Regions from separate parts of the Homo sapiens genome. Here region 1 is linked to region 2. Evidence: chromatin loops called from intact Hi-C (ENCODE). Cell type or tissue: adrenal gland. All regions are shown on one strand. Region 1 holds the start of LOC105373938 (a long non-coding RNA gene). Region 2 has its middle 82 kb from the start of ARL4C.

The links. Hi-C counts contacts between places; a loop is a spot of excess contacts. Peaks named below come from ENCODE experiments on the same cell type or tissue, not always from the same donor. Only the 100,000 strongest peaks of a DNase experiment are listed, where the experiment ranks them.
Region 1: a loop joins it to region 2, with 2.0 times the contacts of the local background. A loop is called at or near these places in 1 of 110 quality-filtered maps.

What each region holds. Positions count from the first base shown.
Region 1 is chr2:234,929,979-234,934,978 of GRCh38, forward strand. It overlaps LOC105373938 (a long non-coding RNA gene), which reads left to right and starts at 2,711. Exons shown (of 7, transcript XR_007088132.1): 1 at 2,711-2,900. RefSeq lists enhancers at 2,251-2,796, 4,982-5,000. In adrenal gland, no CTCF peak of the experiment used is centred here; a DNase peak (open chromatin) is centred at 2,909.
Region 2 is chr2:234,576,905-234,581,904 of GRCh38, forward strand. No RefSeq gene overlaps it. Among named protein-coding and RNA genes, the nearest start is that of ARL4C, 82 kb to the left of the region's middle. In adrenal gland, no CTCF peak of the experiment used is centred here; a DNase peak (open chromatin) is centred at 3,007.

The DNA.
Region 1 (5,000 bases), 350 kb after region 2:
GTTTCACCGTGTTGGCCAGGATGGTCTTGATCTCTTGACCTCGTGATCCATCCGCCTCGGCCTACCAAAGTGCTGTGATTACAGGTGTGATTCACTGCATCTGCCCTTTTTGTTTATTTTTAACCTACACTGCACAAAGGGCATATAGATTATCCAATTTGTGTATTGCAACAATAAAAACTAAGTTCTAGGTTTTCTTTTTAGCTTTTTAGGAGACATTTCCTGTGCTTAGCTGGTACTACTCACCACAGATGAGCATGCATGCACAGGGTAATATTGACCTAAGAAAATAGAATTGGGCAGCACGATTTGTTGGGAACACACAGAGACACAAGTCTAAAAATAAAGACCATTAGGTTGTGAGCTCATTTCGCATTATCTTCTCATTACTTTCTCTATCAGCACTAAATAATTTAGTTTTATAAAGTACATTGAAACTATTATACAAATATAAATCTTGTCATAAGCTACTTCCTTTATCTCTGCTTAAAGGTTTCCATTTCCAATCAGACCTCAAGTGCCTTTCCCAGAACTGCCTCTTTCACTTTATAGAGAAAGGAAAGAGCTAGAAGTGTTTTTAGAAAACAAGTGACATCATGCAGGAGCTCCCCTGAGTCACACGTGACCAGATGATGCACACAGGTGTGACACAGGCCCAAGGGGGCTGCCTGGGCACAGGAGAAAAAAGCCCCTGGCTGCTGGCTGTTGCTCTAACCCTTCTCCCCCATCCAATAAAGTCAAACGAATGCAAGTGAGCAAGGATTCCATCGAGGACATAGCAGCTTGAATCGTTTTAAGGTAAATTATTCACCAACTTTGGTGCTTCACGTTTTGCCAATAACAAATTACTTGGACTTGGAGTACTACACCAACCATGTAGAAAACACCGTGCATAGCAACACTCAACTGAGCAGAGCTGGCACAAACTGTACAATAAAATAACCCCATCGTTTTAAGTAACACAACTCCACCCACCCCCAAAAAAGATGTTGGCATTTATTTTGCACGCCGACGACATACCCAAAATTTAAGTCCCCCTCTCCTAGGAGATTTGTTGAGAAAACTCATTCTTTCTTACCAAGTAAAGTGCTGAAAAGCACTCAGTTGTGTTGGATCACGTTTTCCTAGCCAAAAACTGGGATTAATTTGCTACATGCAGTCAAAAACTGACTAAATATTTAAATTCAAGATGGTCCTGTAAATTTCAGGAGCTATAGCACAGAGGCCATGCTGCGCAGCCGAAGGCGGGGCCAAAGTGGACAATTAGGAAAGGGAAAAGTTCTGCAAAGGGGAAGAGGAACTCAAGGGGTCGTCCTATATGTGTGTTCGTATGCGTCTTGGTGCCTAGTGAGTCAGCCATTGGATGCATCCATCAGCCTTCACTTGCTATGAACTAATAACAGGCATCCCTCTCCTCATTCTCAGGTTTCACTCATCTATTTGGGTCTATTATAGCTAGATCCTCTCTTGCAGAAAATTCATATGCATCTATTCTTGGATACGTGTTTTAAACATTGGAACCACACAAAACACAACAGAACTGAACCTATTATTCTGTAGCAAAGCCAACAACCAAACAACCTTTCACCCAAGTTACCCTAGTCCTGCGAAGTAAGAGGGACTCTCACCACTTTCTCCTAGCAATTTATAAACAGAACTTTGCAAAAGCATTGCTAAGAAGTAAATATTTGGAAGGCATGTTTGGAGATAAAAATATTTCATTAATAAATATTTGGGGAATAGAAAGTGTTTCTGTAAATGATACCAAGATGAGCAATTTCTACATCAAGGGGAAAAACATTTTTAGTTAGTAATAAATGGCCACTCTATTTTAATTCTGTTTTTTTTTGTTTTGTTTTGTTTTCTTTTTTTTTTTTTTTTTGAAATCCAAACTTACTCAGCAAAGTTGAAGAAATTCCAAAATCTTAGGAAACTAAAATATCTTGCAAAAGTTGAACTTCTGTGAAGCAAAACAAGTGGATGCGGACAAATGAAAGACTGAGGAGAGTTCAAGAAGATGGAGGTATTTCTGAATGATCTCTGTAGAGAAGGTGGCCAAAGGAAACATCACACACGCACACACACACACACATACAAATGTGGTTATGTTTGTTTGTTTGTTTGTTTGTTAAGACGGGGTCTCGCTCTGTCACCCAGGCTGGAGTGCAGTGGCTCAATCTCAGCTCACCGCAACCTCCGCCTCCCAGATTCAAGGGATTCTGCTGCCTCAGCCTCCCGAGTAGCTGGGATTATAGGCTTGCGCCACCACACCTGGCTACTGGCTACTAATCGTTGCTTTGTTTGTTTGTTTGTTTGTTTTGGAGAGACGGGTTTTTTGCCATGTTGGCCAGGCTGGTCTCGAGCTCCTGACCTCAAGTGATCCACCTGCCTCGGCCTCCCAAAGTACTGGGATTACAGGCATGAGCCACCGTGCCTGATGCCCATGTTTTGTTTTATACTTTTAAAAAATGTGTTTAAATGTTTAAATGAGCAAATTATTTGGAAGTTGCCTTGTGCTTTCTGATGCTGCTTTGCGGCACATTAAGAGTCTTGACATTAGGCCATCATTCATTTCCTCTTTCATTCCGCCAACATTGATTCCGTGTCAGGCATGTGGGAGACGGCGCAGACACAAAGGCAAACAATCCCAAACACAGGCTTTGCCCTCCTTGTACGTTGAGACAAAGGAAGCAGAAATGAGCCTGGGATCACAGTCTGCGCTGAGCAGCATGGAGCAAACAGGGCGTCCCCTTCTCAGTGACAGAGGGACTTGGGCTGACCAACCGTCTTGGCTTCCCTGGGACTGTCCCAGCTCAGCACTGAAAATCTCATGCCGATGAAAACCCCCGCAGGCCTGGGCAGATGGGAACCTTGGTCACTCTTGCAGAAACTTGAGTCAGGTAAGGGTGGTAAACAGACAAATGGAAGTGGGGTATGGAGGTGGGTGACAGATTGGATCTGGGCCTGAGATGTGAATCAAGGATCATTAGCATATAGATGATCATTAACTGTGGGCGTGTGGATGAGGTCCCCTAGGGAGACAGTGTTGATTTCCTCCCTTATCATGCAGAGCAAGCAGACCTCCCCTTTCCCAGGGAGGATTTTCGCTTTGAATCCCGGCTGATGCTAATATATCCCCGCTCACTTCCTTTCTGGTTCTCATGTACCTGGTACTATATGTTTGCCTTTAATTCTTTCCCTCTGTCATCATGTCATGGGTCTGATTTGTAAGCAGCCTATTATTGGATTTTTGTTTTTAAATTCAATTTGCTTCCTTTTACTTATTGAATTAACCCATTTATACCCATCAACATTGTTTCTCTTCAGTTTTGCTTCTGTAATTGTTTCCTCTCTGCTGTGTTTGGTTTTGTTTGAGTGAGGTCTTTTTCTCCCCCTTTTATTTTCCTGTATAGACTTTCGTACTGATTTGTGAGGTAAATATTCTTTTAATCTAACAATTATTACACGAAAAAAATTGTTTTGAAACAGGGTCTGATTCTATTGCCCAGGCTGGAGTGCGGTGGCGTGATCTCAGCTCACTGCAGACTTGCCTCCCAGGCTCAGGCGATCCTCCCACCTCAGCCTTCTGAGTAGCTGGGACTGCAGGCACACATCGCCATGCCCACCTAATTTTTGTATTTTTTAGAGAGACAGGGTTTTGCTACGTTGCTCAAACTGGTCTCAAACTCCTGAGCTCAAGTGATCCTCTTGCCACGGCCACCCAAAGTGTGCTGGGATTACAGGCATGAGCCACTGTGCTTGGCCTACATGAAAATATTTTAAAATGTACTTTTTTTTTTTTTTTTTTGAGGAAGAGTCTCACTCTGTCACCCAGGCTGGAGTGCAGTGGCGTGACCTTGGCTCACTGCAGCCTCTGCCTCCTGGATTCAAGCAATTCTCCTGCCTCAGCCTCCCGAGTATCTGGGACTACAGGCACGTGCCACCATGCCTGGCTAATTTTTTGTATTTTTAGTAGAGACGGAGTTTCACCGTGTTAGCCAGGATGATCTCGATCTCCTGATCTCGTGATCCGCCCGCCTCGGCCTCCCTAAGTGTTGAGATCACAGGCGTGAGCCACCGCACCCAGCCTAAAAATGTATTCTTAAACTTAATGGAAACTAACTGTCAAAGTCAATAAGGAAAGGAGCCTTGTAATAACCTTATAAGGAAAACAGTAGATTTCGAAGTTTTCTTCCTTACCTCCCCACCCCTACCCAAATTAATCTGCATCTGTAAACATCATCATTTTCATATTTCTCTGCAAATCATTTCTTTCAACAATGACAACAAAGTACTTTTAAAAATCGTGTCTTAAAAGTTGCATGGCTTTATCTCCATATGTTCAACTCGGGTCACTGCCTGCCCTCTCCAGCCATGATTTCCTCATGTTGGAATTCTATTTTCGGTCTGATTTGTATTTCATTCTACAAATCTTTTTTTTTTTTTTTTTTTTTTTTTTTTTTTTTGAGATGGACTCTTGCTCTGTCGCACAGGCTGGAGTGCAATGGCATGATCTGGGTTCACTGCAGCCTCTGCCTCCCAGGTTCAAGCAGTTCTCCTGCCTCAGCCTCCCAAGGAGCTGGGATTACAGGCACCCGCCACCATGCCTGGCTAATTTTTGTATTTTTAGTAGAATTAGGGTTTCGTGATGTTGGCCAGGCTGGTCTCGAACTCCTGACCTGAAGTGATCCACCCGCCTCAGCCTCCCAAAGTGCTGGGATTACAGGCGTGAGCCACTGCGCCCGGCTCATTCTACAAATCTTTTGATTATTGGTTTTGCCCCGTCTCCATTCTGGACTCTCTGAAATGTTATCATCATATTTTTCAGAGCTGTCCTGGCGATAGTGTTGTCTCTCTGACCATCTACGTCTGGTTGTCCCTTTATAACACAACCATCTGTGGCCCTTCCATCTGCTCCCAAACCTCAGTTTTCCAGCCTGAGGACTGCATTCCCACTTCACTTCCTGGGCACACATCAACTTCCTGTTTCTGTGTTCTGC
Region 2 (5,000 bases):
AGAGCTTATGTTTCAGAGACTTCAGGTGCAGGTAGGATTTGAGCCCTCTGGTCACTCGATGTGTTTATCCCTGAGAGGAGGCTGAAAGCCAGCCAAGCAGATATTTGTAATTGCCATGCAGTGGAAGACCTCCTACCAAGTACAGAGATTGCTTAGATGTGCCTGGCATGAGCCCCTTTACCTGCCTCAGATATAAGTGCATTTGCTTCTGTTATTTTTCCAAAGTGAGACAAGCTGCATGTTCCCTAATTAGCTGGAAATCAAAGATTTTACTGTTGAATCCACAAGACCAAACCCAGTCCCATGCAAATTATCCAAATGTTGTCTATCCTGGGGAGGCCATTGTGTTAGTCCATTTTGTGTTGCTGTTAAGAAATACCCGAGGCTTGTTGATTTATTTTTTAAAAGTGGCTCGTGGTTCTGCAGGCTATACAGGAAGCGTGGCACTAGCATCTGCTTCTGGTGAGGCCCCAGGGAGCTGTTACTCATGGGGGAAGGTGAAGACGCAGCAAGTGTCTCACATGGTGAGAGAGGGAGCAAGAGACAGAGGAGGAGGTGCCAGGCTCTTTTAAACAACCAGCTCTCATTTGAAAAGAGCAGTAACTCATGGATTACTATGGGGAGGGCACCAAGCCATTTATGAGGGATGCCCCTATGATCCAAACGCCTTCCACCAGGCCCCACCTCCAATACTGGGGATCACAATGTGACATGAGATTTGGAGGGGACAAACATCCAAACTATATTACCATCCTATTCTGATAGTGTTTGCTTCCATTGCTAGACCATGCAAAAGAAATAAACTCCTTATCAGTCCAATAGTGCTGTCATTTCTGCCACGGTCACTAGCGGCCACTGCTGGACATCAGCCCTGTGGTGCTTGGTAAAGGCTTATTCACTGGTGTACAACACCCCGTGGCCCAGATCCCTACCAGTGCTGCCGTGGGCCAGGGCTTGAGCCCTGAGTGGCTCTCAGTTCATCTTCATGATCTTTGGCAATGCATCCCAACCACGGCCCTTTGCTCTGTTTCAGAACAAGCTCTACTCCACAAATACACAGGCCAGAGGTGTGCAAACCTTAGGGCCCTGAGAAGCACTGAAATAGGCTTATTTTTTAAATGCAAATTTCCAGGGTCTTCCCCAGCACATTATGATTCAATGTCAAGGATAAAGGGTGATGCACATTTTAACAGTCACATCAGGAGAGAAGATGCACTTTCTTGGCAGATCACACTTTGAAAAACTCTGCCTTATTGCCCGATGGTAAAACCAGTTTATTAGCCCAGATTCCCTCTCTCATGAGGACCTCATGGTGAACTTGGGGTCCTTTTCTACCAGTGAACCTTGACTGAGTCACTCCATTATTCATCAAGAGGTTTTCTCCACAAAGAGTCTTGGAAGTAAGGATCTGAGGATTTCATCCTTTTCTTGAAACCTAGGTCCCTCCTCCCCCAAAACACACACACACACACACACACACACACACAGACACAGACACATACACATACACACACACAGACACACAGACACATATACATACACACACACACAGATGCATACACATACACACAGACACATATACATACACACACAGACACACACAGACACATACACACACACACAGACACATATACATACACACATACACACAGACACATATACATACACAGACACACACATACACACACACAGAGACACACACATACACATACACACAGACACATGCATACACACACACAGACACATATACATACACGCAGACACACAGACACATAGACACAAATACACACAGACACAGACACACACATTTACACATACACACAGACACATACATACAAACACACACGCATATACACATGCACACACTCATGCACATACACACACACACACACAGACACACACACAGTTCTTGTAGAAATGTTTTAACAGAAGCATTGCATACTGAGCCAGCCTGGCACAATAAAGTAAATATCCACATGGCAAGGGAACATTTATAGAACCAAGGAAGGGCACTGTCCTGAACCTTGCAGCACAGGAGACCTGCTCCAACGTGGCTTTCTATCTCTCTGTGAAGAGAAACCCTAGAAGCTTCTCTCCTATAAAAAAGGGGAGGCACATAGCTGGGAGTGGTGGTGCATGCCTGTGGTCCCGGCTACTCAGGAGGCTGAGGTGGGAGGATCATTCGAACCTGAGAGGCAGAGGTTGCAGTGAGCCGAGATCGTGCCACTGCACTCCAGCTTGGGCGACAGAGCAAGACTTCATCTGAAAATAAAAACTAAAAAAAAAAGGGGGTGGGGGGCAGGGCATAGAATGTAGGCCCACTGCAGTCTCACAGAAACACGGGTCAATCCTGCACTCAGCCTCCTGCCAAGTCTTCATACCACACTGCAATCGCCTCAAGAGTAAGGGCTGTGTCTGTCCCATTTATTACTCTCCCCCGAGTACACCCGCGGAGCACTGGGAGCCCAGGAAAGGGAGCCACAGACGTGTTAATTTAACTTATCTGGACGATTGTGCAAGTGGCACTGTCAGAGCTTGGGCTGCTGCTGGTCAGGAGCCTCACCAGACACCTGTGCTGGTCAGCAAGGCTGCCCAGTAAACTATCCTGATATCCAACCTTCCGATAATGGCAGGATGTTCAGGACTGTTTGTCCTGGCCCCCTGGTGTTGAGTAGGGTCAGAGGTCCCGTTCTGGCCCCTGAGTTGTGAGCAGAAGGGATGAGTGTCACCTCTAGGCCATGCTCTTGGCTCTGGTTTAAGATCCTCCAGGACTCACTTCCCCTCTGCACGTCCACCAGCAGCATCTGGGAGGGTTTTGACTTAGCCTGAGGCCCTGAGTCACTGTAAGAAGCAGAGGCTCTTGTCATCATGTCCTGTGAGCAAGACACATTCTCATGCTGTTTCCAGTGGCTTAGACTGTAGGTGGTTCTAGCAGCATAACTGAACCTGTCTTAGCTGATGACACCCCCAGAGCCAGGGACCAGGGCAGGACAGAGGGTCAGGAGCTCAGTCCTGCAGAATGGGGAACAGGGGACAGGAGTTGGAGATCAGATGATAGCAGTCAGTTTGGATGACAGAAAACTGGCAGGCTTGCTGTGTAGCAAGCAGAGGCCACAGCCAGTCCTACCTAGGGATGAGTTGCTCCCCAGTCTCTCCTGCCATCTGGCTCTGCCTCCGAGACTCCACCCTGGCCTCTCTTGGCTCCATAAATCTGCTCATCTTTCAGCACAGAGCCCTTTAGATCCCTTCAAGCACCGATGTTCTGGAGAATCACTGGTTAGGTCACTTCTAAACTGGAGTACAGTGGGGTCAAAACAGTCAGTCATCACAGGGGCTTAAGTGGCGGTAGCTCCTGTTTGCTTCTGCCCGTCACATTAACTCACGGCACTAATCCCCCATACCCGGTATGAATGAGAGGTCCCAGCAGCAGGTGAAGACGCTCACCTTTGTGATTCCCTCTTCCCTCCTGAGTCTCCTTCCCTCCCCCCGGCCTTGTCCCATCCTCCTCCAGTTAAACAAGGTTCTCATTGTCCCTTCCCTTCCCCACTCTTATACCTCCTCTTGGGCAAGCATCTTCAACCTAGGGTAGCTGTCAGCATACTCACTCCCTGCGGGAGAGCCAGAGGGTCCCAGCACAGGGCCTGGCCAGGTACTCAAACAATGACTAGCAACATAACCTCTCCAAGCCTCATCCTCCTCCATGGCAAAAATCAGGTCCATGATGTTTAACCCACATGGTCACTGTGGGCCATGCTTGGTAAAGTACCAGGAACTTTGAGGATGCTTTCTTGATGTCCAACAAGGCTTTGCAGCTCTTGAAGGAAGCAATGACTTTGTTCCCATCAGTGAAGGTTCCAAGACACAGATAGGTGCTGCCCCTCTGATAGCCATGAGCACCTCGGTCACACTTCAGAGACTCACCCTGCTGTATGGACCTTGCTGCTGACTGGTTCCCAGGCCTGAGTGTGAATCATGCCCACTCAACTTACTAACGCCGTGCTCAGAGCACACTCATCGGAAGCTAATAACAAGAGGAGTTTCTCTTTTCCCCTTTGAAGAAAATGTCAGGAAATCCATGGGCAGACACTCTGCTAATGACTTGCCCCAAATCATTTCTCTTTATCCGCTGGGAGAGACTTGCTAACTCTGTTTCTTCCTTAAACTTGTACCTAGGGCAAGGAATGCCCCAAAATGCCAAGACCCACTGTTGCAGGTGCTAATTGAAACAAGTAATGAGTTCCTCTTCCTAAAAAGTGTAATAGGCTCCTCTGCGTTATTCAGTAGCTTGAATATCCAGTGTTTCTTATTCCTTTTAATCACAAATACCCTCCTTAGAGTAGAAGAAATTGCAGCTCATTATCTTGCCTAATTTGCATGCTTGCCAATTACATACCTAGCAATACAAAACACAAAAATACAAATGTTTAGCAGCAAACAATGATTTAAGCCTGGAATAAGCAATTCTCCCTGTTTTCATCATCAGTGTCATACCCTTTTCTTGCTGCCAGACACAAACAGGAGACCAAATCCACTTTAGACAACGGTCTTTGGGGGCCTCTGGGGGTCTTTTTGATTCTGCAAAGCTTTGAGCCAAGGAGGAGGCATTTAGAGAAAGACAAAATCCACACAATAAAAATACTTGTTGGCTGTTAATTGGAAATTCAGAATGCACGGCTGCAGGGCATTTATTCCTGCTGGCAGCCTCCCCGTCCCCAGCCCCTCAGTCCCGGAAATTCTGGAATCTGAGGGTGAGACGTTTTGCTGGCTTTGGCTGGGACATTAAGCAGAGGAGTAAAGGGGTCACAGGGTGATTGTCTCCGAGCAGAGAAGGAAAAGCCCCCACTGTATTTCCACCCATTGCACCCACCAAGTCCAGCAGGGGAAGCTCACGCTGGTTTCTCTCAGACCACCCCACACCCACAGAAATCCCCAGGCTTCCCCTTCTACTTTTTAAACCTCAATCCATGGCCCAGCCCTGAATTCGCGGCAACACAGCCAAT